Regions from separate parts of the Mus musculus genome. Here region 2 is linked to region 1. Evidence: chromatin loops called from intact Hi-C (ENCODE). Cell type or tissue: left cerebral cortex. All regions are shown on one strand. Each heading gives the region's core, and the rest is flanking DNA. Links, peaks and the distances in the headings are about the cores only.

The links. A loop is a pair of places that touch in the nucleus more often than their neighbours do. Peaks named below come from ENCODE experiments on the same cell type or tissue, not always from the same donor. Only the 100,000 strongest peaks of a DNase experiment are listed, where the experiment ranks them.
Region 2: a loop joins it to region 1, with 5 times the contacts of the local background. A loop is called at or near these places in 4 of 42 quality-filtered maps.

The regions. Positions count from the first base shown.
Region 1 is chr3:157,103,978-157,116,484 of GRCm38, reverse strand. The region is part of intron 4 of Negr1 (neuronal growth regulator 1); the gene reads right to left. Among named protein-coding and RNA genes, the nearest start is that of Gm24373, 100 kb to the left of the region's middle. In left cerebral cortex, for the core only: a CTCF peak has its summit at 6,931 (motif pointing right); DNase peaks (open chromatin) are centred at 6,945 and 8,122.
Region 2 is chr3:156,555,662-156,568,168 of GRCm38, reverse strand. Negr1 (neuronal growth regulator 1) reads right to left here and starts at 6,375. Exons shown (of 7, transcript NM_001039094.3): 1 at 5,817-6,375. The coding sequence starts at 5,974. 4930570G19Rik (RIKEN cDNA 4930570G19 gene) reads left to right here and starts at 6,482. Exons shown (of 4, transcript NR_040399.1): 1 at 6,482-6,693. In left cerebral cortex, for the core only: CTCF peaks have their summits at 4,040, 4,553 and 6,159; DNase peaks (open chromatin) are centred at 7,811, 8,014, 8,171, 8,560 and 8 more places; H3K4me3 peaks cover 6,133 bases; H3K27ac peaks cover 4,842 bases.

The DNA of each region.
Region 1 (12,507 bases), core at 2,638-10,637:
ACATTGTTTAGGTAGTGAAGACAGCAGCTGCCACGGCTTGACAGAGTACTTGTTAGTGGATCAGCTTGACTGACAGCCTATTTGATTGAAAAACCACTGCTTGCTGACAGTGTGTTACAACTAATGTACATATACATACATCTCTGTGAGCTATGCTAATAAGGAGGAAGTTCCACCCAGTAGGATGCTGAGTGCATAGCCATACACACATGTACACACATTCGCATATCAACACACACACAGGCACATACACATCTGTACACCTTCACACACATATGGACATACATACACACATGCACACACATATACCTGCACAACATACATTTGCACACATATATACACATACACACTTATACACATGTATACACATATACACATGCACATATACACATAAACATACACATGCACAGATGCATTCATGTGCACAGATATACACATACATACATAAATATGTGCTCACATATGTGCACACATTTACACACAAAAATAAGTGCATGCAACAATATATACATGTGTATACACATACCAAACTCCCATACATTTATACACATGTACATTACTGCACACACACACACACACACACACACACACACACACGTACATTGAGACTGCAGTGGATGGTACTGGCAGCTTTCTCTATAGGCTGTAAATTGGTCCTTCTGCCATAGGGCATTTATTTGTAACCAAATAAGGCTGAGATGAACACAAACCCTCAGGAGAAGAAAGGAAGAAGGCTCTTGACACCTCTTAAATGTGCAGACCTTCCCAAATGAGTCTAGGGGATGGAGGAAATGCCGATCTCAGGTTTAGCTCTGGTGTAGAGGGGCATGGTCGTGGTGTGTGTGGTGTGTGGCTGGCTGACATCAGAAAGCAACTCGTCCTTTGGAATGCAGGCAGGTAGCACACAGCTGACAGGGCCCTTCAGTGCTGAGAAGCGTCTACAGTAGTAGCACAGGGCCTCTCTTGAGCAGAGCCCTGGGATAAGAATAGTTCAGATGTTCTTGGGTTACTTGAGAAGTGACAGGATGACATGCAGCAGGAACAAACTAGCAGACTTGCTCATTTGGGCTTCTCTGCAAGGTTCACTAATTTGCACTCCCTGAGCACTTACTTGGAGTGATCCATATGCTCTGGGCTGTAGGAAATAAGGCTAGTGAGTGTGGTGCCTAGTCCAGGCTCCCATTTGTCATCATCATATAATTGGCAGTGTTTCTGGCCTCTATTCAAATGAGAGGCAGGAGCAGAATAACCAGCCTGCCCGCACATCCAAGAGCAGCTCCACTAAGACTGGCTGGGGCAGTGGAGGGCTGGGCTCTCAGCTCTGACAAAGCCAGCCCTTCATAACAGGCATTGCTACTAATGACTGCAGCTTGGGATGCAGAGCAAGTGCCCAACCGACTGCAACTGTCTCAACATGGGATGAAGAGAAATGATAACGCATAACAAAAATTTTTAGTGGGAGAAAAAGATGCTGGAACTCCACTCAGATCCCTGATCACCTCCTTTTCCTTTTGATGGGAAACAAAATCCCCTCAGCTTTTGCTGCAATGATGTAAGGCTGTGAACACATGTGTGGGCCGCAGTTGATAAAATATATTAATGCCATGGACCCAGGCAAGAAATCCGTGTGTGTGAGTTAGACTAAACAGCCTTTTACTGAGGTGACATTGGTCATGCAGTGATTCAGAGAAATAGCTTAGGATAGGAAAAAAAAAAAAAAAAGGAATGTTCACAAACTAGTAGTAGACTTTGAGAATACAGTTAAAATTCAGACTGCAAAAGTATAATTGGACAAATATTTCACCAGCTTTTTAACTCCACCTGGCTGTTGTCTGAGAGACATACATCATGTCAGCTTATTATGTTGCTGCAATGTGTTTTCAAAAACTCTTCTAGGAAGCAGCGTTGGCACAGGGGAGAATCAGAAGAAAGAGAGGCAAGACACCATTGTTTTTAAGATAGCTGCTTCTGCGAACAAATGTCCATGCACACTGGTGGTTGCTGTAGTTTGTAAATTCCAGGCTTCTTGGAATTGAAGCTCACAAATGTCGTAATTTCCCTAAATCCAAAAAGACTTTATAAGCCATCCAGCGCCATTTGAGGGCCAGCAGAAAATCTCCAGGACTGATACTTGGCATGTTTTGGAATAGAAAGTTAGTAGAAATTATTTCTTAGCTTTCCTCATGAATTTTTGTAGAAAACAAAATCAAATCTAAATGCATAAACAACTGGTGACAGTTCCTATTACATATGGAAACATGATCGTAAGCTTCCTGATGAAAACCATTAAAAAGCCACAGGAAACAGAACAACAAACAGTGGGGTGTTCTTCTCTTCTAGCACTGATGCCATTCCAGGCACCCAGAGTGAGTGCTACTTGATATTGGGAGCAAAAGCTGACAGCCTTCTGATAGCTCCCAATCCAGCACTGTGCTGCCTATGACCTGCAGCCTCTGCTGCTCCTTAATCACGTTTCATTGCTGTCCAGCTCATGTAGGTCAGCTTTGCATCTTGGCAGCGGGGTATCCCTGAAGTGGGAATGGCCTCCCCAGATAGCCAGGCCACCAACAGCCTCCCTTTCACGTCCCTGCTCAGATATACCTTTTCAATGATCCCGTGTTGAGGAGTCCATGGCACACTCTTCCCCAGCATCTTGTTACTCTTGATTGTTCTATACATTTTCCCCCATAATACCCATTGCTTCCTAGTATATAATTTATATTTTGCTTGGCTTTCATTGGCAGCACTCACTGTTGTTACTCTCTTTACCTTCCTCTTCCTTCTCTTCATTGGCAGCACTCACTGTTGTTACTCTCTTTACCTTCCTCTTCCTTCTCCTCCTCATCTTCATCATCTTCCTCCTCCTCCTCATCTTCTTTTGATAGTGAATGCTCCAAGAAACTAGGCCAAGACATTTCTTTTTTTATACCCTGATCATCTATCAGGTTATCAATAAGAGTCTGTTGAATGAATATAAGGTGTGGGGTCTTTAAAGAGGTACTTACAACCCAGGTCTCAGTGCTTGTGTTTCTTTGAACAATAATGAGAGGTTCCAAAGTGTTGCACCTCGAGCCTGGCATAGTTGCTATCTTTAGGACTGTCACCAGGCCTGGTAGCCTTCTGTGTGCCCACTAGCAGAGAAGTCCTTACTCAAAAGGCTTTTCTGCTGACTTCCCCAGACTGGCTTCTTTGTAGATATTGAAAATGAGTCAATCTCAACAATTCCCTGAATCCTAATTCACCCACTGGCTTTCCCACATGTGCATAGCTCTGAACTCTGTTCATTTTGCTACCTCGACAGTCAGTCCAGAAGCATTCTTAGGCACCAGCCCTCATCCTAAATTAGGAACTGACATGTAGAAATTTGGGTTTATGCAGTGGTCTGTCAAGTTTTTCCTTCTTCTTCTTTTTTTTTTTTTCAAATTGAGAAGTCTTAGATTATATTTCCATTGGGAATTATTTTTAGACAAACCATATTTTTTTTATTTTTCTTTAAATCACATAGAATTGCTCTCATCCATTACAGGAAGTGCTCCTTGTTGAGGGTTAGATAGGCTAAGTCCTCCATTTTGAGCACAAGCACAGCATGGTGCCCTAAGTACCCAGGACATCAGTAATTCCTCAGAAAGCTGAATCTTTGATGCAGAGGACAATTGAGGCTTAGGGAATTGCAGTTAGCACCACTAACTTCGCCTTTCATGGTACTATTTTCAAAACACAATATGGTCCTACACATTCCGGGATTTTATTCTGAAATATTCATCTTTCAAGAATTATTTTTATGCAGCAATAAATGAGGGAAATAAGTTTACCTTAGATCTCTCTCTCTCTGTCTCTCTCTGTCTCTCTCTGTCTCTCTCTGTCTCTCTCTCTCTCTCTCTCTCTCTCTCTCTGTGTGTGTGTGTGTTTAATATTCAAAAGACCCATTTTTGAAACCCTTGGTAAGATTTAGTGTCTTTCTGAGAAAGAGCAAAGTGTGGTAGTTTTGGATATTTGAAGAATATACTAGAAATAAGAGGCTCACATATAAATCCATGATGTCCTTAGTCCTCTGACAGATTCCACAGAGTAGGAAAAATGGATATTCAGTTTCAATCAGTGTCAATCAGCTGGCACTGTGCTGTGGAGAAGTTCAGTAATGACCGTGAACTTCCGTGCTCAATCACTGCCTGGCCGCCTTGTGCTGCACAGGTCATGAACCTTGGGCATACAATTCTGGATTGCAATATTAATAGGAAAGAAGAATTACTTCCCAGAATTTTATTATGTTCTTTTTTCCGCATCCTCACCTTATATGGTAAAAATACAAGCGATAGTTTGCTCAAGGTTGGGAAAAGTTTGCTATGGCAACATTTTTTAAAAATTTTTTTTATTAGGTATTTTCCTCATTTACATTTCCAATGCTATCCCAAAAGTCCCCCACACGCTTCCCCCACTCCCCTACCCACCCACTCCCACTTCTTGGCCCTGACGTTCCCCTGTACTGAGGCATATAAAGTTTGCATGAACAATGGGCCTCTCTTTCCAATGATGGCCAACTAGGCCATCTTCTGCTACATATGCAGCTAGAGACACGAGCTCCAGGGGGTACTGGTTAGTTCATATTGTTGTTTCACCTATAGGGTTGCAGATCCCTTTAGCTCCTTGGATACTTTCTCTAGCTCCTCCATTGGGGGCCCTGTGATCCATCCAATAGCTGACTGTGAGCATCCACTTCTGTGTTTGCTAGGTCCCGGCATAATCTCATAAGAGACAGCTCTATCAGGGTCCTTTCGATAAAATCTTGCTAGTGTATGCAATGGTGTCTGCCTTTGGCGGCTGATTATGGGATGGATCCCCGGATATGGTAGTCTCTAGATGGTCCATCTTTTTGTCTCAGCTCCAAACCTTGTCTCTGTAACTCCTTCCATGGGTGTTTTGTTCCCAATTCTAAGAAGGGGCAAAGTGTCCACACTTTAGTCTTCGTTCTTCTTGAGTTTCATGTGCTTTGTATCTTGTATCTTGGATATTCTAAGTTTCTGGGCTAATATCCACTTATCAGTGAGTACATATCATGTGAGTTCTTTTGTGATTGGGTTACCTCACTCAGGATGATGCCCTCCAGGTCAATCTATTTGCCTAGGAATTTCATAAATTCATTCTTTTTAATAGCTGAGTAGTACTCCATTGTGTAAATGTACCACATTTTCTGTATGCATTCCTCTCTTGAGGGGCATCTGGGTTTTTTCCAGTTTCTGGCTATTATAAATAAGGCTGCTATGAACATAGTGGAGCATGTGTCTTTCTTACCAGTTGGAACATCTTCTGGATATATGGCTATGGCAACATTTTTGACTATTGCTGTACTCTTAGTTATTTCAAGCATATACATACATATGTGTGGGTGTGGGTGTGTGTATGTGTGTGTGTGAGAGAGACAGAGAGAGAGACACAGAGAGAGAGACAGAGAGACAGAGATGAACACACATATAAATGAATATGCATAGTGTACGATGACAGTGAATCTTAGCAGAATTTAATTTTCTCCTGTGTCATTTTCTCTGGTCTGGATGGATGGGTGGTTTTGGGCAGGCATAACATCTCTTCCAAGAAACGAGAAGCCCTGGTAACCCCCAACAGACTCCACATGGAAATTGATCACAACACTCATCACTCAGGAAGATCCACCAGAAGTACTCAGAACTAATGGATATCCTCCAGGTAAGATGGGCCTCAGGTGAGACATCAGGATGCTGGTCACTCTGTCTCTCTTACACTAGAATGCAACAAGATAACCTAAGACAGAACACATGGTGACAGAGGGATTTGGAGAATCTTTCTTACATCTGTTATCATTGACCAGAGGTAGGGGATAACTCCAGCAAGATGGCTTATGTGGCTACAGCTGCATCCTGGAGAGGACAGGGACATTTCAACATGAATCCAGAGCTTTAGATGGTGGCCAAAGAAAGCAATTCCTAGACAAGGGAAATGATTTTGAACTTATAACATGGCCACTGATACATTAATATTTTATTAGTAATAATTATTATAAAATTTATCATGTATTATTACAACATAATTTCATTTATTAATTTAAAGGGTTCTTAATAATAATAGTTATTATTATTATAGAAACAGGCTGTGGCTAATTTAATTGAGGCACTAGTTAGTTATGGCTATGGTGTTCAATCATGAGCAGAAATAATTATTACTTTCAGAATATGTTGGTTTCAACCATGTCATGTTAGTGTAAGGAAATAGTATATAACAGAAGTCTGCACTGTGAGCCTCTGTGGACAGGCTACTTTTGACTGAGTTCACGCTCTTCATGAGCTCTATCCTGTTGGAAGTCTATGCTAAAGAGTTCCTTTCTGAGTCATTTTCTGCCTTTAGAATCGGTTAGGTGCCCTGCTGCTTAGCTCAGCTTTTGAAAGCTGTCTTCTTTTTCTAACCATGGCCCATTAGCCTAGCTATGGGAGCGAGTTCCAGAAGTTTGATCCTGTGAGAGTGCCCTGAAATTATAGAATCTTCACTAGGGAGTAGCATCCTCATGTGTCAACTGGATGCAGTGAACACCCAGGTTACACTTGAGGACTTTGCCCTGGGCCGATAGACAGAATGCCCTGTTGCCATTTCCCTCAGGTCCTCTGCAATGTGCCCCTCATTGTCTCTTTACAATGAATGCCACTGTTTCCAGAAACAAATGAAACAAAAGACAGGGCCTGAATGTCAGATAGAACCCAACCTTATTGGCATCTTAAATGCACAAAGTGTTCATATCTTGACTATAAACATAAATGACCTGCCTCTGAGTGGTATGGACACCCAGCACATAGCACCCTGTTGTGCACTGATGCACTTGTAGGAAATGAGTCTGTTGGGCTGCCTGCATTTCTCCAAGGAGAGAAGTGCTTACATACAGGCCTGACTACCTAGGTACCATTTCTACATCCCACAAGGGGGCAGGAGAGAACTGACTCTTAAAGTTGTGCTCTGATCTTTATGTGCCAGCACAGCACAGCACAGCACAGCACAGCACAGCACAGCACAGCACAGCACAGCACAGCACACACACACACACACACACACACACACACACACACACACACACACACTAAAATGAATGCACTTTTAAAAATCAAAACCAGATTTTTATGCCATGGCTTCTTCAAATGTTATCTGCAAAGTATGAGCTAAAATGATCCTTTATAAAGTTTTTGCTTTGCAGGAATGGAGGCCTGATCTCAGCCCTTCCAATCTCCCTGCTGAGAAGACAGAATAGGAGGCTCCCAAGGGGCTTTCTGTAAGCACCTGAGAGTAAGCGCTGAGCTCAAGACCTCAATGGGAGCTCTTGTCTCAAAAAACAAGAAAGCCAGCTACTGAGGAGTGATGCCTGGGGTTGACCTCTGGCCTCTACATTCACATGAACCCACTTTGTGTGCATTTATACACATCTACATAAAAATAAGTTATAACAAGTTAAGTTAAAAATATAAGCCATACATATGTGTGGCAGCACACATATATTCACAGATTAAGGTATATATGCACACTTCTAATATCTATGTGGAAAAACAATGAAGGGCTTTTCCATTCCAATGAAAAATGGCATTTAACATATCCCACAGGTTTTTCTTGAGATAAAGAAATATGTAGTCAGCTGGCACTGTCTCCATTCACAGATGTTTATGACTTTCTTAGAATGCTTTAGGGTCTAAAATATCTTATAAATCATCTTGGCCAAGAAATAGTTTTGTTCAGAAAATTCAATTTAAGGCAAAAAAAAAAAAAAAAAAAAGATTGGTTTCTAAGTCACCTGACTATAGGGTAGAAGAAAGTGGTTCAACTCCCTTAAGCTGCATATACAGGGATACACAGATCTTGTTTTCCTTAAATTAAGATCAGTGCTGTTCTAGAAACATAACTGGAGAATGAAACTTTATGCATATGAAACCCAATATTCTTTATGAGAGCAAAGAGTTCTGTTTATTCATCTCTGTCCTCTCATTTTAAAGATGGCAAAACTGAGTTTCAGAGAAGGCAAGTGATTCATCCAGGAGACAATGGAGTCTACTCAACCTTGAAAGGCTTCAAGCATTCAGCATTCAGCTGGAGTTGGAGGCTTGCCTTCTAATTCTGCTTTCTCTGCCTGGAGAAGATGGAGCGGAGCACTCTGTGGCTCAGTGTCTACTGCGCAGTCTCACTGTCCAACCCAGGAGCAGTGTCTGGATTTCCACTGAAAACTTCTGATGCACATGCAGAAATGCACAAATGCATGGGCATCCCACTATCTATTTTCACAGGCATTTCCCTGTTTTGTTTTGTTTTCACATGGTGTTTTGTGTAGCTCAGGTTTCAGACCCACTATCTACCTGAGGGTGGTCTTGAATTCCTGACATTCCTTCCTCCACCTTCTGAGTGTGAGGGTCGATGTGTACTTGGCACTGGGGAGCCAGACCCAGGGTTTTGCATATGCTACTCAAGTATTCTACAAACTGAGGCCTGTGTACAGCCCCCCCCCACATGTTTTTAATAATTCTATGAGCATGATTTTTCCTATTTATCATCAAATAAGCAGGTTTGGAAATATTCTGTTTTCTCTCTTGCACTCGCTACTGTGTATCTCAGCCACACCAAGATTCCGTTATTATAAACAGTTATTAAAAATGCTCTCTTTCTACTGTTATATAAGCACATACATACATATTTATATGTATGCATGTTCAAGAACTGTGAAAGACATCCTGTATCATTTTAATTGATGCAAATAAAAATAAAATGATATATTTTATTAATCAAACATGAGATTCTTAGAAAATAATATCTAGAATGTTTTGTAAATACAGAAAACAACCTTTCATGTTAAAATGAGTCATGAATTATATTAGGGTTTGCACAATTATTATGGTTACTCAGGATTATTTTCAGAAGACAATTTTGCAACTCAGGTTATGAGGGTTAAAAGTATATCTCTGATGACACATAGATTCCAATCAGATGTAGACTGATGTGTGCCAAAGAGCGATGAATAAGGTTGGTATGGATTTGTATAAGCAAATTGGAGGTGACTTCCCACACAATGAAATAGCCTTGTAAATTCTAGTACTTACACAGACACAAAAAGCACTGTTTAGCCACTAAAAAGAATGTTGATCTGTGAACAGGCTACAAATGGCATCCATGTAAACAAGGTACCAAGCCTTATACATAGATGTGTAGGGCCATAGATTCTAAAAATGCTTATAGGAATTTTTTGGGGCAAATAATCTTTTTCTCTTCACCCTCTGGTTGCTAGGATGGACAACAAACTTACATGACCTAAGAAGTGAGCCTATATACATGGCAGGAGAGGCTTTTCCCCCAGCAGTTTCCTGCTCCAGTCAGTCTGACCATTGGCTGGGAATTGGGTAATTTCTTCTTCCAAGACCCTCAGTCTCCACTTCTGAAATCAATTGGCTTGGTACAAAGGACTCTGAATTTTACCTGGGTAACATTCTCTTTTTGTTGTTTGTGTGTTTGCTTTTGATCTTTTTCTTTTTGAGACAGGGTTTCTCTGCTGTCCTGGAACTCACTCTTTATACCTGGCTGGCCTCAAACCCAGAAATCTGCTTGCCTCTGTCTCCCAAGTGCTGGATTAAAGGCCTGTGCCACCACTGCCTGGCCCTGGGTAACATTCTTAATTCTATCTGCCTATTAAAACTACAATGTACTATTTAAAGAGTCATGTTGAGGGTTATACACACTCCATACAAGGCATGAAACACAGCTATTAAACATGAAGATAGGGATGGGTAGAACTAGAGAATAGTGTGCTCTTAAATTCAGTACTTTAAGGATTTGTGTATGAGCTCATTGATGTGATGGTGTGTGTGCAAATGTATTTAGAAGCCAGAGATCAACCTCAAGTGTCAGTCATCAGTTTCTACCCACCTTTTCTTTAAGGCAAGGTCTTTCATTGGCCTGACACTTGTTGAATAATCAGTGCCAAGGATCCTCCTAATCTTGTCATTACATAGACATGCTACATGCCCAGCTCTTCGTGGATCTGGTGTTCAAGACCGGGTTCTTTATGCTCGGGTAACAAGCACTTAGCAGACTGGGTGATATCCCCATTAAAAACAAATACACAGTTACATAGCACGAAATCCTTGTTTCCCTCTTCCTTGGTCATTGATGGGGAAACTCTAAATTGCAGAGTCAGCCCATGTAAAATGCTAAGATGATCAACAGAAATGTCAGCGACCCTGAATAACAGGATCTGCGATTATCAGGGTTTTCTGGTATTGACTGGAATTAAGAGCTTGCACTATTTATGGTGAAATGACTCCAGACAGATGGGGAAGTTGGATCAAATGGAGTCAGAAGTTTGGATTCTAATTAGATCCAGCTGTTCTGCACACACCAGCTCTTTATCTTCAGAACTTAGAACTAGTAGGAACGAGTATCACATTTTAAAACTCAGTTTGAACCTGTCAACATGGAATTACAGAAATAACAAATCTTGAAATGTAGCCTGTGTCTGCCTTATTACAAAAGAACCCGTGTTTTTATCACGGTTAGGGAGTAAAGGTCAAACAAGCTTTCTGCTTCATGAAGGTTTCTTTTTTTTTCTTTTGAGCTTTGAATATTTCAAAAAAACAAACTTTGAACAACGGGGGCTTTGTTTTTAAAGGTCTATTTCCCTCAGCTTTGATTGAAGTAAATGTCCTCTTATCATGTGTTCTCTAAAACAAAATCATATTTGGTGTAGGGAAGAAAGGCCATTTAAAGAGTGGATCTCAGCTAATGGCAGCTGTGTGTGCTCAGGGTGGTTCTTAATGATTCAAGGCATTCTCTGCTTAATATCTTTATTTAGGGAACTAGAGTGATAATTAGGTAAGAAATGACTTTGTTCCTCCAAGGGAAATATTAACATTGTTTAGATAATGCATTCTTAACTTGATCTTAAAAATACTTCCCCCCAAACAAACAGAAACTCATAACTTATCTTTATCTGTTTTCTTTATTGAGATATTTCAATCCCCGCACAGTGCCTCAGAAACCCATAAGGTATCTTTATCTGTTTTCTTTATTGAGATATGTCAGTTCCCACACAATGCCTGGCCCACGGTTGGTATTAAAATATCTTTGGGATGACAAAGAATGTGAAATATAAGACTAGGTTTTTGTTGAGGAATTAATTTGGGACAAATATTTACAGTAAAAGAGAAATGCCTGACCTCCTTATAGGGATAAAATTCACTAGAGTTTGAGTCTTTCCATCTGCACGGCCCAAACCAACTAAGTTCTCTCAGTCATCTCACCTCTCACAAAGTTAGCTTACCCTTCACATGACCTCAGCAAAGTTATTGATTCTTTTGAACAGGGTTGTTTTAAGGCCTGCATAAGAAATGTATGAGTTCTCTAGACAGGATCATAGGCAGACCCTTGCACACTCTATGCTTCTCTCTGGTTGACATCTCAGATGCCCTTGCCCTGTGTATCCCCTCTCTCTGAGACAAATGAATGACTCAGTCCCCAAGTCAGCATTTGTTGCATTCCAATGCTGGCCATATGGAATCCCTCATGGTTACCTGTGGTGGTTTGAATATGCTTGGCCCATGGGAAGTGGCACTATTAGGCCTTGTTAAAGTAGGTGTGGCATTGAAAGAAGTCTGTCACTGTGTAAGCCTGCATTGAGGGCTCCTATTGCTCAAGCTCCATCAAGTGAAGAAGAGAGAGTCTCTCCTGGCTGCCTGTGGGAAGACAGGCCTCCTATTGGATGTCTTTAGATCAAGATGTAGAACTCATGGCTCTTCTAGTAACATGTCTGCCTGCAGGCCACCATGCTTTCCACCATGATAATAATGGACTGAACCTCTGAAACTGTAATCCAGCCCCAATTAAATGTTTGCCTTTATATAAGTTGCCTTGGTCATGGTGCTCATCACAGCAATGAAATCCTTGGACAACTCTACTCCCTGCACTTTCCTTTTTAATAACAACAGAAATACAGCAGTGTCTAATATTCTTTAAGCCCTCACAGGGGTCATACCAGGTGGTCACCTACACAATATCTTATTTAATACCAGTGATTTTATAAGGTGGCACCAACATTTTTGTTTCAGCTTTCACTGTTAAAATTTAACTTGCCCAACAAGTGGATAATTTCCTGTAAATTCTTGGAGTATGGAAACCAGATTCCAGAAGTTCTAGGAGTTCTCTCAGTTGGAGTCAATAACACTTTTATGATGTCAGCAGTTTTATAGACAGTGAGATGAGGGATTCCAGGAGATAATTCACAGACTCCAAATGAAGTAAGATGCAAAGCACAATATTTCTCATCTCAGAGCTAAGCCTGCACTCTTCCATTGTGCAAAAAACAGTGCTATCTTATTTCAACCAAGTTTTCAAGAAATAGTTGTTTATGAAGCTGTGTTTTCTGTTCAGCTTGGTGGATCATGGGTGTAATTACAGAACTTGGAAGGCTGAATTCAGAGGACCAGGAGTTCAAGGACGTCCTTGAGTATACAGATTCTGCTCCAA
Region 2 (12,507 bases), core at 3,033-11,032, 550 kb after region 1:
CCAATCCCTAGCACTTTATTAATTTATTGTTACTATTATTACTATATTATTGTTGTAAAATACAAAAAAAAAAATAAAGTCAAGGAAATCACGAATTCATTGTGAGCCAGCCAGGGATTTAGAAGCAACATTTACTGTCCTAGGTATTTAAAGCAGAGGTGGTTTCAAGTAAGGATTTATTATAAAAGAAAGGGAACTCTTGAGACACTAAGAAGATTGGTGCACCACAGTGACTAGTAATGAGAGGGAACCACTACTGACCCAGTTGAAGGTATAGGTGGCTGTGGTCATAAAAGGAAGCTGCCTCCGGGAGTGAGGGGTGAGGGGTGGAAATACTACCCCTGAAAGCCTCAAATCTCAGGAGAGAGAAAATAGAGAAATACCCTGGCCACTCACTTCATCTCCACCTCCCATCTTCCCACTAATATCAGACAAGGAATGCAAAAAGACAAAGCCTGGGGGATCACACCCTCTCCTTCTCACCCACACAGAATAGCAGAGGGTATAGGGCCATAGATGACTGACACACACCATACTGTCACTATTTTTGATAAATTTTTAAAATTAAAGTATTAATTCTTACTTCACAGAGCAGTTTAATTATTAAAAATACATTTAAAATAAGTTCACTCATATGCTTATATGCAAAAAAATCACACAACCAAAAGAAATTTTGAATTCTTCTGAAATAATTAGATTGGCCAAAAATAATTATATAGAAATATTTAAAAGCACTCTACTGTTCTATAATTAATAAATTGTTATTAGCTGATATTCCATGTAGCATACCTGGGAATGGAACAGTTCTAAGCATTGCCACACTTGACGCCACACATGACACATTACCACACATGACACAACATATGACACACATGACACATCACCACATATGACACATTGCCACACATGGCACATCACATGACACATAACCACACATGACCCATCACACATGACATACATACATGACACATGGCAACACATGCCACTCCACCACTTCTCAGCTCTATGCTAGGGACTCATTTTCCCAGGCTGACTCACTATGATCCATTATCACTTTTGCCCTGGTTTTACTCTGACCAAAATCAACTCAGGAGAAGAAAGGGTTTATTTGGCTTGAAGGTTGCAGTCTGTCAACAAGAGAAATCAGGGCAGGGACTCCATGCAGAAGGCTAGAGGCAGACACTGATGCACAGACCAAGGAGGAGTGCTGCTTACTGACTTGTTTATCTCCTCTGGCTCATTCAGCATCCTTCCTTACACACCCCAGGCCCGCTTGCCTCGGGATGGCACTGCCTGATGTGCTCTAAGCCCTCTCATAGCAATTAACAATCAAGTAAAATGCCCCCACAAACATCCCTACAGGCCCATCTGACGGGGGCAATTACTTCATAGCATCCCGCTTCTCAGGTAGCTTAAGTCAACAATTAAACCTAAGTATGGCACCTTCCTTCTTTAAGAGCTTTGGAATTATGTTTTTAAGAACTCTACCAAGTCAGCACATAAGCATTTAAATAATACCTTAATGTTATAAATTGAAGATCTCCATGCTGATGAAGAGTTTACTGGGAGCACACGTTGCTTTGGAGCACAGGAGGGACTCAGCTTACAAGGAGACATCCCAATGGTCTTCCCTGAGGATACCTAATTGAGTTCTATTTATTGGTGGTTCCACTTCCTCATACATAAATCATTTATTGTAACCAACAGCATGCTTTTCAGTCGAGACTACTTAATGTAGAATAAAAGCAGCAAATGTGTTGGCCTACAGGAACGAATATTCAAGGCACCATTTCTAAATCTATTTGCAAGGTTATGTGGTTCCAGCAGAGACATCCTCCACAGAAACATGCTCTCTAGTACATTTGTGTCACCTGCCCTTCTCCCAAAAGTCACCTAGCATGTTGCTCAATCGCTGACACTCAAGCCCAGTGCACAGAAGGGCTGGCTGTGCTAATTTTGCTAAAGTAACAGAATGTATCACTTGTAAGGAAGACTTTCCCTCCTTCCTTCCCTTCCTTCTTTCTTTCTTTCCTTTGATTAAAAGCATAACAAGCACAGAGTAAGTTATCTTGAATTCATATCAAATCAGCTGAAAATGTACAAGATCCATGCAGAATGGCTGAATGAATAAACAGGTTGCAAAAAAAAAAAAAAAAGAGTTGAAAATGAAACATGTTTAAGAATGATACAGATGTTGGGCATAGTATACTCCTTTAATCCCAGCACTGGGAGGCAGAGGCAGGGAGGTCTCTATGAGTTTGAGAATAGCCTAGTCTACAAAGTGAGTTCCAGGACAGGCAGTTTCCAGGACAGAAACCCTGTCTGGAAAAACAATGAGCAGAACAAAGAATTGTGCAGTTGTAGGGAGGATACAAATATTTGTGACTGTTTACAAAGACTATGGGGCATCTTTGACCTGTTTACTCAACAGCATTTGCCAGTAAAGTGAGAATAAAGTAATTGATTGGTGTTTTACTTAACACTAAGAAGTCATCTGATTTGTATGTAAATTTCAATAGTGTGCCTCAGCTCCTCAGGGCTAGCAGCCCTAGGTCCTAATGAAGTTCTTGCCTTGATTGTCCTCTGCCTTGTCACCAGGTGCACAGTGACTCAGATTTGCTACACACTACAAAATTCAATATGAAGACTGGAGAAAAAAAAAAAAACACACCTTCCTATTTACCAACCAACACATTTTATCAGGAATAGAATAATGTAGATAAATTTAGCAAACATCAAATTCTATATCGATACAAAGGATGGTAATATGTTTTTAAAAACCTAGGGTGTATTCTAGAAATTCACCTATTTTTAAAATACGAAGTTCATGTAAGAGTTACTCTGTTGAATACATGCATCATTAAATCCTTTGCCTGGAATGTCTACACAGGTCTACTGAGTGGCTCAGAGGGTGTGCCTTGCAGAGCCTGCCATCCTGAAAAGGCAGAGGTTAAGAGTTGAAACCACAGTGATAGCCTGGAACTCACTGCACCTCCTCTAGGTGAGCTAAACAGTGGTGACCATTTACAAGGTGACAGACAGCAGGAAGTGGCAGGATGGGTTTCCTTTGTGTCACAGCTCCACTCAAGGGAAGGCTTAGGTTGTTTGCTATTCTTTTCGTAAACACTGGACTCCATGGCACTTTGAAGACAGAAGTGGACCAGCTGACCTTTGACCTGGCCCTTCATTCACAGTCAGGAGCACCTCCATCCCTAACTGGCATGTCTGCACCTCCAGGGTTTAGCACTCCAAGATACTTGCTAACAGTTATCTCTCTACTCTCAATGAGATGCTTTAAGGATTGTGCTGTAATAATAATAAAAAAGACAGTAGATTGTCATATCGACCTGGTAAGTGCTTTCTTAGGGATTCAATTCACACACTTTGATAAGGATGGGCCACATGTTTGTGGGGTATAGTTTTGTTTTTCTAGTGAGTTACAGGATAGCATCAGCAATAAATTGAATATATATATCCTGATGGATTTACTTCCAGTGAAAGGGTGTCCCCTGAGCTGGCCACCATCTGCTCTTCCCCAAGCCCACCTGTATCAGCCCATGAGCAAAGTCAATACCTGAGGCTGAGGAAGTCACAGGAAACTGAAAGCAATGGTCAAGTTTTTAATGAACATGCAATCTTCTATAAATAAATGATAAAATTGTCCCTAGATCTTGGGGGATCAAAAAGTTCAATAATTAGAGAATTTCTATAGGATTGTAAAATTGATGTAAAAGAATAAAGCAGATAGAATTTGCTTCCAGTGACAAAGACGATATTTAAAATATAGACAATATCACTGGGAAGTTTCGAGAGTCGAGAGTTCTCTAAAATGCTACAAAGCTCGAGGTTCGTCATACAAGGATGAGGTCTGAAGCCTGTAAGCAAGCAAGAAGCACACCAAACTCAGCACTGTAAGAATGCTCCCCACAAGCCTGGAGATCTACACTGTCAGAGTGAAGGTCTCCTGGAAGCAGAGCAGGCTCCCGATAGATACTTCCGTTGACCGTAACACTTATTAAACTGCTCATTACGAAGGGGATTGCCAAGATTTATCACCACAATGTGAGTGAGAGATCAAATCCTTCAGGCTGAAAACGGTAATGCTTGCCATATTTTAGCCATTTGCTACTGCAAACACACGCACATTTCAGTTTCTGTAACTGAGCTTGCCTCCAAAGCTGATGATCAAACTTACAAAGAAACTAAGAACATGAGTAAAAAGGTATTCAATTCTCAGCTGCTCCATGATAAAGCACGCCTCACCCTTGTCCAAAATGAAAAGTTATTCTTCTATACTGTAGCAGAAATGCATTACTTTTGTGTTCTCCGACACTTAACAAGAATAATATATTCTTAAAATAAGGTATTAGCATATATTAAAATTGTCCTGTGTAATTGGCCTCAAAAACAATTAAAAAGCTTTAAGTCATGCCTGAAACCTACATCCTTAAATTTAAAACGTTGCCTGTTTCAACCATAAATAAGCATTCTTCCCCACCTTAGACATGCATGTATTATACTGGCTCCCTGTAATCTGTACTCAAAAGCAAACTACCACCCAGTGGAGAGAGTGAAGATCTTCCAGGGATATTGGCAAAGCAAGCCAGGTTTTTTTTTTTGGGGGGGGGAGGCAGGGGGACAGTGTAGGTGGGTCTATGGGAAGTGAAGAGCAAGGCAGGGCAGGGAGCCCTGTTTAGCGCTAAGCTTGACTGGTCATCAATTTATATCCAATGGGAAAGGAAATCTTCCCCTGGGCATACTTGGTAGTGTGGCTTCTGAGGAAAACAGGCTAGGGAGACCTTTCACCGACAAACACTCTGTTCATGCTCAGCTCAGTGAAAATAGGGGAAGACAAGAGGCAAAACTACAGACAGAAGAGAAAGGGAAGTGTGTGTTGGGGGTTGGGGGGTGCACGTGTGGAGTGAGTGTGGAGTGTGCATCCTTTAAACACTGGGGGGGGGGGTTCTGAGTGTGAATCATTTCTCACAGGAGGGAAGTGCCAGTGTATGAGAGGATGGGAGAGCTGAGAGGGAGTGTGCTCATAAAATCGAGATTTATGGGATCTGAATATGGTACTGGACCTTGAGTGTGGGTGTGACAGAAAAGTGCATGGGAGGCAAAGCTGGAGACAGATGATGGTCTGGGAGGGGAAGACAAGGGCTATGGTGAGGACCGGAAATTAGTGGAAAGGGAAATCTGGAAAAACAGGGAGAATAAGGAATGACAGGAACTAAGGTGTGAGGGAAACACTGGGAACACTATAGCATAGGAGTAAACCAGAGACTGGAGGCAATAGGGGTGACTGAAGAGGGAGTTGGAGAAATGGGATAGGGGACAGAGGAAGAGGGAAACACAGAAGGAAAGCAGCTACAGGAGGGGGAAAAAAGCTGAATGGAATATTTGGATCTTACTGTTCAAGTGAGAGGGAAAATAAATGGAGCACAGAGCCAGCAGTTGAGAAAAGTCGCTTACGGAGTGAAGCAGAAACAAGCCCTGTAAACTTGTCAGACTCCTGGAGTACCGCTGGCAGCAGAGCGGAGACCTGGCTCCAAAGTGGCACCTGCCCCTCCTTCAAGCCCCACACTTCCTAAGCCCGGGCTGCTTGGAAAGCGCTTTTCCCTCTCTCCCTAATCCAGCCAGACCCCTGCCCCGGGGTCCGAGAAGCCCAGGAAGGGTCATGCGTGGCTAGCCTGAGGTGTGGTGTTTTTGCTCGTGAGCAACAGCAGGATTCACTCTGGGTGTAAAGCAAGGTGCAGAGAGGGAAAGGGACGGAAAGACAGACTGAGGCAAGTGTAGAGAGGGCGCGCGGTCCCTACCTGAGCACCGCTGTGTCACCTTTCCTCACCAGCATGTTGTCCACGGCCGCCCAAGGGAAGTCCACGCTCTGCCCGGCCGGGAGGCAAGAGCACAGGCTCAGAAGCACCGCCGCCAGCCACTGGTTCGAGCAACAAGCGCCCTGCGCCAGGAGCACCATGTCCGTGCCTGCCAGGCTGCTCGCTCTCCGGCAGCGTCGGCTCCCACCCCCTGCTGCTGGCGAGGCTGCCCGATAACCAGGCGGCGCGCCACACGAGATTTTTTTTCCTCTTTTCCTTTTTCTGAGTGGGTGGGTGGGTTTCTTCTCTTTCTCGCCCCCTCCCTAGTTGTCGGGCGTAGTTTCCCTCTTTCCCCGGCCTCGCCTCCTTTCTGCTCCTCTGCAGCTTGCCTTCCCTCCCTCCCCTCCCGCCCCCTGGCACCGCGCTCCACCTCCTTCGGGGCGCCCGGCCGCGTCCGGAGCGTGGCTAATCCCTGGCGGCCGCACACCGTCCTGCGAGGCTGCGAGCAGAGCGCGGGAGGCGGCGCAGGCAGCGCGGGGCGCAGCAGCGGCCGGCGGCCCCCGGGCTCGCGCGCGTTGCCAAGCGGCCGTTTCCGTAGCAACCCCGCCCAGGGATGGAGGACCAGGCAGGGAGGGGGGCCGGAGAAGCGAAAGAGATAGATCAAAAAGAGGAAAGAAGAGGGACTGGGAAGCTAGGGCGACTGAGGATACGCCGAGGTCTAGTCCGGCTTGGCAGCGCGAACTAGAGAGCTTTGCGAGCCGCGGGGCTGGGAAGTCAGGGCATAAGGGCCAGGCCTGCCCTCTGGTGCTTTCGGCTCCTCGGGCCCCCGACTTTAAAGTGCTCAAGTTGGGGTCGGCGCCATCATGACGCCTGAGACTGAGTGAGTTGGCTTTTTTTGTTGTTGTCTTGTATTTTTTTTTTAATCCTGACTAGCTAATAGCGCTGTTAATAAACTGCCAGTTAGCTCTCTCTTCTCTCTCTTCCTCTCCTCTCCTCTCCTCTCCTCTCCTCTCCCCTCCCCTCCCCTCCCCTCCCCTCCCCTCCCCTCCCCTCCCCTCTCCTCTCCTCTCCTCTCCTCTCCTCTCCTCTCCTCTCCTCTCCTCTCCTCTCTTCTCTCCCCTTCCTGTTTCCTTCCCTCCGTTCCTTATTTTTCCTTTAGTGGGGGTATTTCTTTTCACCCTCTCTTGGAGATAAGCAGGGATTGTGGCGGCGCTGCTGCTTTACGGGGACAGTATAGTGATTCGGGCATGCCGACCGAAAGCTAGTGCGTGTGTGAGTCCGCCTGTGCGTACTGGAGAACGCCTGCCCTTCTCTGTGCGTCTTGATACTAACTTGCGCATGAGTGTGTGTGCGCGTGTGGTGTCAGCACAGAGTGTCCACTTGTGAGAGGGAGATGGAGTGTGCAGGGCGCGTGCTGGGCCCGGGAGCGCGCGACACGCAGGCGCAACGGGAGGGATGGGCGGGCCTTACTGGGATGCAGAGTTGGAGGAGGCTGCAATCAGTGTTTTAATTGTGTGGAGCTAGGCGGTCCTGTTATGTAAGAGGCAGTTTAACCCATTTGAGCCTACTGGGCGGAAGGCTTGCGCATTCGGTTGAAGCCAAGGCATTCCTCGGCTTTAAAGAGTCCCAGTTGTATTTTTTTTTTTCACCGCCTCCCAGTTGGGGTGGACCTGCATCCTTTGAGCAGTAACCTCAACCCCTCAAGGGGCAAGCAGTGTCCCGCGGATCTGCTAGCCTACGCCCAGGTCAGGGCAAAACAGGGTACAAGGCACGGGGGTCACCCCATAGTCCACTCTTCCCCCCCCCCCACCCCCTTTCTGGCACTCATTTTCAACCCTAAGATCCTAGAGGTCTTCCAGGCGATTTGCAAATCAATGAGAGAATCTGAATCCAGAACAGCGATTCCAGTGCCCATGAGGAGTTTGGGAAGCTGGTGGTTAGAAATAACTTACCCTCACCACTTGGTTTCCCCCACCTTCCGCCTGTAGCGGTATTTACAAAACACATTCGTCTTTCACTGGTGCTCATTTGAACTCCTTTATTTATTTATTTATTTATTTATTTATTTATTTATTTTATTCTTTTATTTTTTTCTGAACGCCAGCAGGGCCCCGCGGCAGAGCGCACTGAAGCAAGGATCTCTGCAGGGGTCAGCATCCGGCTTCCTCCCCAGACTGAGCTCTTGATGAGGCAGGCAGGAGTCATAGATGTTGGTGGTACCCAAGGTGGCTTTTTATTTTTTATTTTTATTTATCACGTTGTCTAAGGATAGATGGGGTAGGGCCAGCAATTCACATCACCCGGGACCACCCAGACTGACTATCCAGGAGCCTCTAAGCAACATCACCACCCTGCAGAAGATTCCCTGCGAGGCTCAGCAATTAACGGAGAGGTTTGCAGCAGGAGCTACTGATGTGATTAGTATTCAGGCTTAATTCTCAGAACCCGCTCGGGAATTGAAAGTGCGGTAGTATTCAGCCGCATTTCGAAACATCAATAAAATGTTAGTCATTTGCGGATGAATGAAAACATTTTTCTTTACCGTCTGCTGTGCTAGGGAAATTATTGTCAAATGGCAGCCTCCCACTAATATTGATGCCAGATACCTAAAGCTCTCCTCTTGTGTACTTCATTTAACATTCTTGGCAGTGCACTCTGGATAAAGCTTAAAATTATCTAGGACAAACGAGGTATTAGAAGGCTTGACTTCCCACTACGTGGCCAACTAGTTCCATGCGGTATTATTTCGCTATCGATAAACTAGACGCCAATGAAAAGAGGCAGAAGCCTCAGTTTCTGGCATTGAGCCAAAGTTTAAGGATATTGTATGCAGGGATGGAAGAGCCAGCGCCTTCAGAGTACAAGCCACTGAAAGACATCCTTTCCTAACTGCTTTCCCCAGAGACTAACTAACATCTTCAGCAGTGGTAGTGGGGGGTGTTGGATAGGATGGGGGGATTCTGTGGCCAGGGAGTGAGCTCTACAGCAATTTTAATATGTACAACAACCCTTCAGGCTCCTAGACCGAAACTGGAGCCACTTCTATTTAAAGGCAATGAGTTTCCTTTCCTCTTTCTGGTTTCTATCTGGGCTTCTAGTCGATGATCAGAAAATACTTAACTCTTACAGAACCAATGTAAGCAAAAGAGAAGCCAAGGTGATAAATGTTGCGATCTTAGAGTTTATTTGTAAGTATGTCACAATTAAGGAATGCATGTCAGGCAGTTGCTCTAGCCCAGTGCTTTTATGCTGCCCTCTGATTAAACAGGGAAATGGGAAATAAGTTTATCCTCATGTTATTGCAGGCTTACCATTTGACCCTTCTGAGGGTTCACATCTGAGGGTATTTTTCAGGTTTCCTAGCATTTGCTTCTGAGGCCTCTGAATTCTTCCCAGTAGAGATATAAACTCTGGAATTCTTTGCTCCTGTTGAGGAAACTATAGAGTAAAACCATGTAAGAAAATGAAAATGGTAGAAAACCCTACCTGTAGAATAGAAGGCCACACTGTCTTCAAATGGATGGTGACTACCTGAGAGGATGTCATGGGATGGTACCCAGGTCAGATATCATGGGGTGTCTTACTTTGTAAGCATGCATTTCGCTGTTTCTAAACCTCAAGTTCCTCCATATAAAGAATTGAAAGTACCAATATGGAGTTGATGTGGAACAGCCATGTAGAGCCAAGTAGTGATGGTAGATACTTGTCCATCGGTTTACACTGATTTTTCCTCTTACCTATGGCCTATGTTTTTAAACACTCCGTGGTATATTGGAAAGGAGACTGTTATGTCTTTAGAATTTTCATTTAAGGTTTGGTGGTGCAAATGAGATCGATATTATGAAAATATAGGGCAGAAAAATCTTAGGCAGGACAGGACCTAGCATCCACTTGAAAGCCCTGAGAGTAAGAGTATATTGTAGTTCTTGAAGGCATCAGTCAGAGCACTGTCCAACCAGGCTAAGGGTCTCTCACTTGCACAGTGATTCATTTTGAGTTAAATAGGCTTAAGTTTGATGGATTTTCAAGTCATTGTGAAACATTAAAAACAAACCAACAGAACCACCACCCTTAGGGAATTATTAGAGATTCTCAGCCTAGCCCCCTTAAAAATTTGGAAACAGGCAACTAGGATTGCTTTGGTAAATGCTCACTCAGTAGCACTGCAACCTCAGTAGGTAAAAGTTAACAGCACCAGGACTTAGCCACTGTGCTATTATTCACTGACATTGCTAAATATCCTGCCTCACAGAAGCAAACCATTGCAAGTTAAGAACTGACCATTCAGTCAGAGGTCATAAGTATAGACATTTGTGTATGAACCCCCTGCCCCCCCACACACACGCACTTGAGAGTGCGCACACACACTGATGAGGCAGTGCTGTGGCCCACACCCATACTGCCTTGAAGTTTACAGAGACAGAAGTACTCCTCATCTAGCAGATTCTTGGCCCTGATTCCTTGAGGAGATCCAGTTAGATGAATGGAAGGGGGGTAATAATTAGCCCCAACTGAACTCCTTATCATGTCCCTCGTGTACTGTGCTGTGGCCATACACTGTGGCCAGCTCTTCTTAGTGTGTGCTATGTGTGCTTTCCCCACGTGTGGTTCTTTGCTAATGGCTATGGTGAAGGAGGTGAAGGGGAGGGACCTCTTAGATTTAGATCAGAGTTAAAATGACAAGTCTCAGCTTTAAGTAATTAACTGCCTTCCAGGAAGAGGTGCCTCTGTGCCCGTCTTTCTTACATTAGACCTACAGGGTAGGCAGACTGAGAAATGAATATCAAATAAAAGGGAGGGGAGTTATTGGCTAGTGGTGGTGTCATTCCATCTAAGCAGTGAGTCACAGCAGCACAGAGGTCTCTGAGCTGCTAGGGTGGGTGGGGATGGTGCCCAAGTTGTTCCCCAAAGTTCCCCACATTCCAGAGAGATGCCACAAATGTAATCTAAGAACTTCAACTGGGAATCATCTAAGTATGAGAGAAAAAACATTCTCAAACACTAAAATCTTTATTCTTTTTTGCTTGTAAGATGAGAGATTTAACTACATTTCATTGCATATTTTCATGGGTTATAAGCAATAACTTTCATGTAATAATCTTAATGATCCTTTTCACTTTCAAAAGTTTGTAGGAGCATCTGGTATATGAATTAAAACAGAAACATCAAATTTGATGTTTTCAATTATATGGTGAAAAACTAATAATGTTATATTCCCAAATAAGTATACCATTTTATTGTTCTATTTCATAATTTGTCAAAAGTTCTTACTCAATATAAACATGTTTATTTTGTGCATTTACTGTCTTTATAACTACCTCCTTCTTCCTTTGTTCTTTGACACTTTCTCTGTCTTTCGTGTCTGTGAAAGAGGGCTGCTTACTTTGTAAACTTACGGCATTTTGACTGGAATTGGCAGCTTTCATTTGGAATAATTATTACTCCTAATTTTGTAAAAGAGAAACATGAAAACCATCGATAATTAAATAGGTTAAAAAGTCAAAAGGAATTCTAGAAACCTCTGAACTGTTGTAACTCTTGCTGTGTGGATTATGATGCTCATAAAAAAGTGAAGACTAGAGGAAAGTGCCCATGTCTGAAATTTAACAAACTATATGAAAACCTTTCAGAATTTACAATAGCCTACCAGATTTGTTACACTGTTTTCTTTTGTTCTGAAAACAATCACTTTAAGAAACATACTAAAGGAAACTTTAATAAAGCATTGGGCTGTGTATACACTTCTATACATATTGTAGAGAGAGTCACCTGCTCCCAAACACCCCCCAAGAACTCTATCTGTATCACCTCCATTAGTTTACTCAAAATAGCAGAGTTCCTCAGCTCCTGGTCCTGAGGGTGTTCATTCTGCTGCCAGCATCTTTGCTGTTTCCTCTTCTACAGCATCCAGGTCTCCAGCCTGTGGATCTTTCCACCAGCCTTCAGGCTGAGTCTTTTCCCATCAGCTGATCCTCTCTAAAAAACTCGGGGACACAATCCTCAGTCTCTCATGATCCTATACCAAGTCAGTTGGCAACAAGACTAAAATATCACTGCTAATAAATACTGGGCATGGTAACCAAGTTGGGGCCCGGATACCTTCTCATTTAAAGTCATAAGCCTATCCCCATGAAGAGAGTTATGGTGTAGTGTGTACATTAAATGATGTAATAATACAGGGTCTGGAAAACAAAGCTAAACAAATACACCAGGGTACGTTTCAACAATGGTGCACGAAAGTTCAACAGATAGTGCTCAGATCATCGAATATCAGTTGACCTTTATCTGACAGTGTACTAAAATAAAATAAACTCAAATAGATGAAATATCTAAAGACAGGATCGGAACCCATCTTTGTTCCTTGGTACTCACTTTGAAGACGATTGAGATATCACATCAAAGTCCTGGGACAAAAATCAACGGTACATATTATGTCAGTCTAAATACCTTTCAAAACCAAAAGGCGTGGAAATAGTAAAGGAGCCTACAGAATAAGGAAAGCATTTCCAGGTTGCATATTTGATGGTGGAGTGATATTCAAAATTTATAAAGAGCGTGTATTGGCTGGTTTTGTGTGTCAACTTGACACAGGCTGGAGTTATCACAGAGAAAGGAGCTTCAGTTGGGGAAATGCCTCCAGGAAATCCAGCTGTAAGGCATTTTCTCAATTAATGATCAAGGGGTGAGGTCCCCT